Linked DNA regions of Homo sapiens: region 2 is linked to region 1. Evidence: read pairs that join two places in POLR2A ChIA-PET (ENCODE). Cell type or tissue: HepG2. All regions are shown on one strand. Links, peaks and the distances in the headings refer to the core of each region. The heading gives the core; the rest is flanking DNA. Region 1 overlaps BAAT (bile acid-CoA:amino acid N-acyltransferase). Region 2 overlaps ALDOB (aldolase, fructose-bisphosphate B).

Region 1 (4,400 bases), core at 316-4,315:
AATTTGGTTCTCAAAGAAATACATGATTCAAAAACATTTTTTAAATGATTGTATTAGCTAAAATCCTGACTTAACACTGCTCTGCTACATTCATTTGACTATACAGTGATGAAACCTTACACCTAAGCTTATGTAAATGATGAGCCCCTTTATTCAATAACGCCATGTTCATTTTTTGCAGGCTGACACGTGGTAAAAAGTAGGGACGGCCAGAGTATCATTCTACAGTCACTCTGTATAGGCAGCTTTTTTCCAAAATAAAGCAGAGCCCACACACTGAAAGAAACTTACGATGCACTTATTAGGGATATTCTATTCTTTTATAAGTGGTTTTAACTAAGACAGAGTGATCCCATCCATATTTGAAAGAAGTGGCTTGATTTAAAGGAGTATTGGGAATTTTTAAAAATTACTATAATTAAGTACAATGAATAAATAATAAATAAAGTGAAGTTGAATATATCTTAGTTTTAAATTATCATTTGCATAAATGAATAAGGATGTTTTTACCATCTGATTGACAAGAATGGGGGAACACTTAAAAGTACTGAGTCTTTTATCTTGGAAGAATGTTACAGTCATGAAATATTTGTGATCTGACTCAACCTCCTTATAACCTCACACAACTCAGCTCTCTTTTGTTCCCCCGATAGAAAACACACTTGAAGCGGGAGACCCAGCACATGCAGTGTTCAAGAGGATTCACAAACAGCACACCCTAAACCAGCACATCATCCCAAGATGGAAGGCCTGTACCAATAAGCAGATTTTTAACTGGGGTGGGATAATAGAGGCACAGCAATTTGTGCCATTTAATTCTTGGTCCCTATACATAATAAAGTGGTCTATATGCTATTTACTGGGTATTTTAAAAACTCAAATTTATCCGAACAAGTACATGGGTTATGGTGAATTTGGAAAGGAAAGCTTTTATTGCTTTTTTTTCTTCTGAGAAATTAACTTTGCTTTATTTGGCCCCACAATAAACTCTGAGAAATGTACCAAAACATGTTTAAACCACTTATTTATTGGTATTTGGAGATTTCTGTGGGAAACTATGAGCGTTCTGATAAGTTTTATAGCCATTAGGAAGCATGCTATATTATTAGATTCATGGAATAGTCTATAAATATGTAATATTTATGAAGCTAGAGGTTACAAAGTTTCTTGCATCCTCTATATTTGCTGCAATCTTTCAGTCCATCTTATCTCCAGCTTGTTGTGGCAACAAGGTAATAACCCATGCCTAAACTGAAACTCAACCTGACAGAGCCTGTACAAGGATCTGGGATATGGTTTCCATCACATCAAGATGAGGGTCTTCATATAGCTATAAGATTAGAGCTATAAGATAAGGCTGAAGAAGTATGCAGAAGTCAGATCATAGAAAGTTTTGTCTAACATTTGTTCATCTTTGAGTGCTTAGTATTGCCAGGTTCTATGATAAGCATTTTGCATGCATTATCCTTTTTTTTTTTTTTTTTTTTTTTGCTTTGTCACCCAGGCTGGAGTGCAGTATCAGGAACATGGCTCACTGCAGCCTCAATCTCCGAGGCTCAAGAGATCTTTCCTCCTCAGCCCCTGCTGAGTAGCTGGGACTACAGGTGCCTGCTACCACACCCAGCTAATTTTTTAGTATTTATAGAGAAAGAGTTTGGCTATGTTGCCCAGGCTGGTCTTGAACTGTTGGCCTCTATTAATCCTCCCATCTTGGCTTCAGTGCAGAAAAATTTAGCATAAATCCAAAGCTATGTAAAGCCCATAATGTAGGGACTACATAAACTATATGTAGTCACATTCTTAGACAAGCTTCAGAATTGTTGAGATGAAACTTGAGCTGGAGTAGAATATTACCACATTCTTGTTCAGACCCAAGGTTAACATTGATTGTAAGGCAGGAAGCAGTGCTCTAGGTATTATCCATATTCAAGTTAAATTTCTGGAGGGATAATGCATTTAAGGTGGAAAAACAATAATAACAATAACCAGAGTAATTCTACAAGCTATTCAAGCTAAATTTCTAGACGGATAATGTATTTAAAGTGGAAAAACAAGAATAACAATAAGCAGAGTAATTCTACTCACCTGGAGGGAGAAAGAGAGCTCCTCGAAGGCGGCCTTCTCGAACCTTAATTCGTGTGACACCAGGTGCCACATACCACCTCTCCAAAGTCAGGCTGGCCTTTGGAGCACTGGCAACTTTATTGTTCACTATTAACTCTAAGTCATAAAGTTTTACTTGGACCTGGAAAGGCCTATTCATCACATCTCTTTTCAACAGTCTTGTTAATAGCTTTTCAGGTTTCAGAGACCAGAAGAGACCCATGGGGTGGACTCCCATATAATCCCCTCCAAGTGAAGAAGCATGATTCAGGTCCACCTCACCGAATTCATTGGCCCTATAGTGGGCTTGAGAATAAAACATGTCTCCGTTTTCATCTTCCAGTGATGCCTGAAAACTCACCATCTGAAAGGGAATCAGGCCTGTAGCTCGGATATGCACTGGCTCATCAACAAGTGCACTCACAGGGGTAGCTGTCAACTGGATCATTTTTTTAGTGTGGCACCTGGGATGATTCTTCAGGAATATCTTCAGCAAAACCTCAAAACCTCAAAAAAGAAAGAAAGAGGAGCAGTAAAATAAAGTAGAGATAAGGGTTGATGAAAGGTGAATTGAATCAGCAGTCAGACCACTTAGGAGTCAGTTCTAACCCTCTAGTTCTTTAGAAACTTCCTGATATAGTCTTCTAGTACAAGACACCTGAGAGCTTTCAATGAATTTCCAGAAGACAGTAAGCAAGCTGACAAATTTTATAACAATAATGAACCACTGTTAAAGAAGCAGCAGCCAAAATATGCATGAATGGTATCAATACATCTAGGAAGATAACACAATCTGTTATACAGAACCTTTAAAAGAAATCAGGTACAATGGAGGATAAAAATAAGATGTGGGTTTGAAAATATGGTTATTTATTGAACGTTTATATATATATGAGACATTTGACTTCACGCTAATCCCTTCCTCAAGTCCTGGAAACAGAATGCCTTGCATCCAAGAGTTTACCTGCAACAGAACATAAAAAAATAGAGGGATCATGGAATAGGAATACTATACAGCCATGAAAAAATGAAACCATGTCCTTTGCAGCAACATGGATGCAGCTAAAGGCCATTTCCCTAAGTGAACTAATGAAGAAACAGATAACCAAATACCTCATGTTCTCAATTATAAGTGGGAGCTAAACATTGGGTACACACGGACATTGGGAACAGAAGACACTGGGGACTGCAAGAGGACAGAGAGAGGGATGGGGGCAAGGGCTGAAAAACTACCTATTGGGTACTTAATATCAGGGTGACAGGTTCACCTCAGCATCATCACACAATATACCTATGTAACAATCCTGCACATATACCCCCGATCCTAAAATGAAAGTTAAAAAAAAAAAAAACCCAGAAGGATCTTCTCAAAAGAATGAGAATAAAATCTTTGGAAAGAACAAAAGGGGTGGTGTGTGTATTGCTCTTTAGAGAAAAAACATCCATAGCTTTGTACTTAGGATTTACCCAAAGGAAAGCAAAACTAGAAGCTGACAGGCCATTCAGGTACATAAAAGTCTTGCTGAGCTTTTTGTAACCTTTTAAAAATTAAGAAATGCCCATCTCCTTTTGATTAGTGTGAAGAAAGCCACAAGAGTTACCACTGTTCTCTCTCTAACAAACACAACTATCTGCATAAACTACAAAATTAGTTTTGGGGTTGTTGGTTTTTTTTTTTTTTTTGGTCTTTATTTTTGTTTTGTTTGTAACTCATTAGATTACTGAGAATGCAAAGAATCTACATGAATTGAACTCCAGCAAGTGACAAGCTGCTCCATAGGAAACAGAAAGTTTTCTCTCCTACATGCTGATTTACAATTATGATAAAGCAGCAAAAAATAAACCCAACAGAAAAAAATAAGGAGAAATCAACAGAAAATTTAATGTACTTTTAATGGATATGTGTGGATTGGTTTGATAAACTAGAATTCCAAGAAACTGTAGCCACAGAGTAAGTCTTTCTCTATCTGCCAACTTTCCGTAGAGCTTCACCATGTGCTCAGACCGAGATCAGGGGTGCAAGCTGAAAGAAATCTGAGGCATTGCACACCTTCATGTAAAATAAGGCAGCTGCCTTTCAATGAATGGGGTCAGAGGAGCAGAGTAGAGAGAGAATAGGGAATAGGAAATGAAAACACCCTTATATCATATTTCACAAACTGTTCTAAAGACAGCAAATTCTTGCTCAGCTGCTTTTCCTTGCTGTAAAATAAGCTACCAGTAATTCTAAACCAATCTAGAATGCATTGTTTCTGGACCAAATATAAGCATGCATACTTACAAAAATGCTTGGCAAT
Region 2 (4,400 bases), core at 312-4,311, 51 kb after region 1:
GTAGGAGATGAAGTGCTTGATGATTGACTGAAATGTACAAGGAGAAATGTACAAGACTACACCACGGGTGGCAGAGATATTGAACACAGCCTGTCACCTTGCCCTGTAAGATCTCTGGCTGTGTATCCACTTTTTGAGCAAGAGACTTGAGTTCAGAAGACCTGAATTTTAATCTCTCAGCTCTGCTATAAATGTGGGATCCTCAGTAAGTAATTTTACTTCTCTGGACTTGGTTTTATCACCTGTAAAATGAAAACCGTGGGCTTAATAGATCTCTCATATAGGCTTGAGTTGCTTGTATGACTGTCTGTAGTTGTTTTTAGAAAAGTAATGACAAGTACATGGAAATAAATATTCAAATACTGTAGAGGGCAGGTAATAAGGAAATGTCATCTTTCCTGTGCCCTGACTCCCAGGTCTTTCTCCCAGGTCTTAGAGTAAGCCCCTTTGGCTAATTCTGTCTTATTCCTCTAAATAATATGTTAAGTCTCTGTTTCTTCATTTGTTAATCTACACAATACCATTTGTCTTTGTATTATTCAAGGTAAGAAATTTAGCATACTACCATCAATATTTTAATTTTAGATATATATTTTTATGATTTACATCCATTTCTTTTATTACTTAAATAGAATTAAAGCACTATTTCTTAACCCATCAGTTTTAAGTAGTATTCCTGACTCTCTTTGCTTTCTTCCACTTCTCCTCCCCCTTATATTTCCTAGCTTCTGTCAGTTAAATCATCACTTTTATATTGTCCAAAGTTATAATATTTAAATTCTCTTTTATAACTCTGGTTGTCTTAAGTGCTGTAACTATAGGTTAATTCTGAAAATTGAAAGTCAATACAGTATCATTATGTGAATATTATTTACTGCAAAACTACGAAATATGCCTGGACGTGCAGATGACAAGGTAGTCCTGTTTCACCAAACCTGGGCCACTTGAACAAGAATGCTCCAAGCATTGAAGTCACATTAATTCTCTTATTATACTCCACAAGTTGCTCAAAATCATTCTACATTTTTAGCTGGCTTCGTATTGTGAATGGCTTTAATTTTCAAATACCCTCAAACTTGAAATTTAGATTGGTAGTTCTCAAACTTGACTGTACATTGGAATTACTGAGGGAGCTTTAAGAAATCTAATAGTTAGAGGATCCCAAGTCTAGGGTTTCTGATTTAATTGAGCTGGGGTGTGGCCTGAGCATCTCAGTTTTTAAAATTTTGCGGCTTGATTCCAATGACTAGCAAGAGTTGAAGACCTTTACTGTTGAAACCCAGTCATGTCTAGTAGAGTCAAAAGTAATGAAATACACTGAGTCTTTGGACAGCAAGAGCAGAAAAGTGAAACCCGATAGCAGCTGAAGGTTTATAGAATATTTATTTCTTTTTTGGTTGCAGCTATCTCCTTCCCAACCTACCACTGCTAAGACTGTTTCATAAGATGCACTTCTCTACACTCAGCTAATGAGGTGTTTCAATCAGCAGTTGTTCTTTGGATGAGGAGCCGATATTGTTTTAAAGCCTATTATTTTCTTGGGTGGGTATTCTGGAGCATGGGGAGCTGAAAGTGTTGCAAGGAAACTGCTGTGTGAAATTTGATCAGGTCCTTGGTATTCATTTTTATGTTTCAATAACTGATTTATTTTTTCCCCCTTGTACTTAAGATTTAACATGTGTTGTATTTCCAGCAGTTCAAATCTAATTGTGTCGAATTTCCAGGATTGGAGGAAAAGTTGCTCCCTTTCAGCCCTCCTACTAGAAGCACTGGAGCTAGGCTGGCGGGCATTGGACCCTAGTAGGTATAGCAGGCTGTGAAGAGCGACTGGGTGGAAGCAGCCCCAGAAGAACCCGTGTGAACATACTGTCCTTTGGCCGCCTGGCAGTTAGCCTAGAAGACAAATATGAGAGAGGAGACTGGTTAGAGTAAATGTGACCCCACCTTGACCCTGTCTGCCTCTCATGGGAAACCAGTCAAACCTTCACTCAGATTTTCTTCTTTTTACAGCAATGTTGCTGAATATTGCTGGGGATACCATCCCCTTCTATAAAGTATCTCCCCTTTTTATCCCAGTTTTCTGAGCATTTCTTTGGTAAGCTTGAGGTTTGTGTCAGTTACTGGGGAAATCTCTGTTCAGTACCAACAATATTGCAGCAACAGTACTAGAAACTAAAGTTGAAAAATTTCTCACTAGTATAGTACACTATACCAAAAGAAAAACATGTTTATTTTAAAAACATTTCCATTTTCTACCTATATTGGTCTAGAAGAATATGTAATTTTTATTTAGTTATTGTAGTATCATTTGCTTTCCTGTATACATTCCAGTTAAAGATAAATTCAGAATTATGAAACTTACGACAATATTTGAATGTCACTCAGTGGTACCACTTCTTCCAGTCAGTGTTGCTATTGTCTGTTCTCTCCAGGACTTATTTCTACATTTTACATCAATGGTTCTCCAACTGTGTTTCATGGTCTACCAGCATCCCTTAGGAACATGTTAAAAATAGAAATTCCCTGGCCTTACCCCTGACCTACTGAATTAGAAACTCAGTGGGTGAGACCCATAATCTGCATTTTTAACAAGCGCTTCAAGTGGGGGTAGGGGAAATGAAAAGAGGTTGGTAATGGGTACAAAAATACAGTTAGGCAGAAGGAATAAGTTCTAGTGTTTGATACAACAGTAAGATGACTATAGTTAACAATGATTTATTACATATTTTAAAATAGCTGGAAGAGAAGATTTGGAATGTTCCAAACCCAAAGAAATAATAAATATTTGGAGTGAATACCCTAATTATCCTGATTTGATCATTATACATTATATGCATATATAAAAAATCACAGATACCCCACAGATCTATACAATTATTGTGTGTAAATATAAAAGATCATGACAACAAAACCAAAATCACCTTCAGGTGATTCAGATCCACACTGGAGCTTGGGAAGCACCATCCTTGATGATAAACTCAGCTTCCCTTCTTCTGTGTGGATGTCCCTGATGACCTGCGCTTTCACAATCCCTCCATCATGTAAGCTAGGTCTCCTCAGTCCATCAGCCACACAGCAGCACTGCTGCACCCTGCTTTCCACAGTCAAGGTAAAGCACTACTTTGAAAATCTGATACCTCTCTTATGCCTGTGAGATGATGATTTAGCTTCCCTGGGGCCTTCCTTCCCTTTAGGGCCTCATCACCACACTTCTGACTACTCTTGATTCCTTGCCTAGCTTCCTCTATGGTCAGCAAGCTAACAGAGGCTATCGGTAAAATTTGTCACTCTTCTACCTTCCTATTAAACTTTCACTCTTCTACCCCGCTATTTTGCGTTCTGAATCTTCCTGCATGCTTTAGACTGCTGTTAGGAAAACTCAGGAATGAAGCTACCACACACTCACTCTTATTTCAGCTGCACATTACCTGATGCTTGGCTATGTCTGGCCATAACGTCCGATCAATTTCCTAGCAAGTTCCTTTAACTGCTTTTCTACGCTTTCCGACTGTCAGTATTGAAATTTCCATTTCTTCATCATTCTCAGCAGATACCCTCAACTGTAATCAGTCATCAACTGCTACATCTCTTGACTTATATAGAGCTGATTCCAACTGTATTCTCTTTTCTGCCTCTTCCCTCCTTTTTGTCTTACACCAGCTGTGCCACCTATGCTTAATATTGAGTCTCATGCAGTCCTGCTCCTCTAAGTTCTTCTCCACTCAATTATCCCCACTCTCCTCATCTTTACTGTCTCCTCTGGCTCCTCTTTCTTTACATTTAAACATGCCAAGCTCTCTCCTATTTGGCTAAACTCCAAGCTTCCTGGAGGACATGGCTATGTCTCATTTGTTCACCCCAGTTCTTGGCTCATAAAGCGTATTTTAAAAATTTTGGTTATTATTTGAATAAAAACTTTGTTGGTCCTCATTTCTCCTGGCAACCTTTCTGGGTCTTTTTCTGAAAAACTTCTTGAGTGGGCACCTTTCCTTTCCTCTTTATTGAAACTGTTTCAGTGAGGGTCACTGGTATGCTCCTAAATGCCAATCTCAGGGTCTTTTCTTGGCCTTTCTTTTGAATCTCTCTATAGCATGTTATTATTGGCCCTTTGAAATTGTTTACCCGGCTGGGTGTGGTGGCTCATGTCTGTAATCTCAGCACTTTGGGAGGTTGAGGTGGGCAGATCACCTGAGGTCAGGAGTTTGAGACTAGCCTGGCCAACATGGTGAAACCCCATCTTTACTAAAATATACAGAAATTAGCCAGGTATGGTGGCGCATGCCTCTAGTCCCAGCTACTTGGGAGGCTGAGGCAGAAGAATTGCTTGAATCCAGGAGGTGGAGGTTGCAGTGAGCCGAGATTGTGCCACTGTACTCCAGCCTGGGTGACAGAGTAACACT

What was found. ChIA-PET counts read pairs that join two places held together with the same protein. Peaks named below come from ENCODE experiments on the same cell type or tissue, not always from the same donor. Only the 100,000 strongest peaks of a DNase experiment are listed, where the experiment ranks them.
Region 2: POLR2A ChIA-PET joins it to region 1 with 5 read pairs; 2 of 35 experiments call an interaction of 5 or more read pairs at or near these places.

The regions. Positions count from the first base shown.
Region 1 is chr9:101,368,854-101,373,253 of GRCh38, forward strand. BAAT (bile acid-CoA:amino acid N-acyltransferase) reads right to left here. Exons shown (of 4, transcript NM_001701.4): 2 at 2,086-2,610. The coding sequence starts at 2,551. It also overlaps the pseudogene FYTTD1P1. Among named protein-coding and RNA genes, the nearest start is that of BAAT, 14 kb to the right of the region's middle. In HepG2, for the core only: no CTCF peak of the experiment used is centred there; no DNase peak of the experiment used is centred there.
Region 2 is chr9:101,420,012-101,424,411 of GRCh38, forward strand. ALDOB (aldolase, fructose-bisphosphate B) reads right to left here. Exons shown (of 9, transcript NM_000035.4): 9 at 549-1,893. The coding sequence ends at 1,798. Among named protein-coding and RNA genes, the nearest start is that of ALDOB, 14 kb to the right of the region's middle. In HepG2, for the core only: no CTCF peak of the experiment used is centred there; a DNase peak (open chromatin) is centred at 1,890.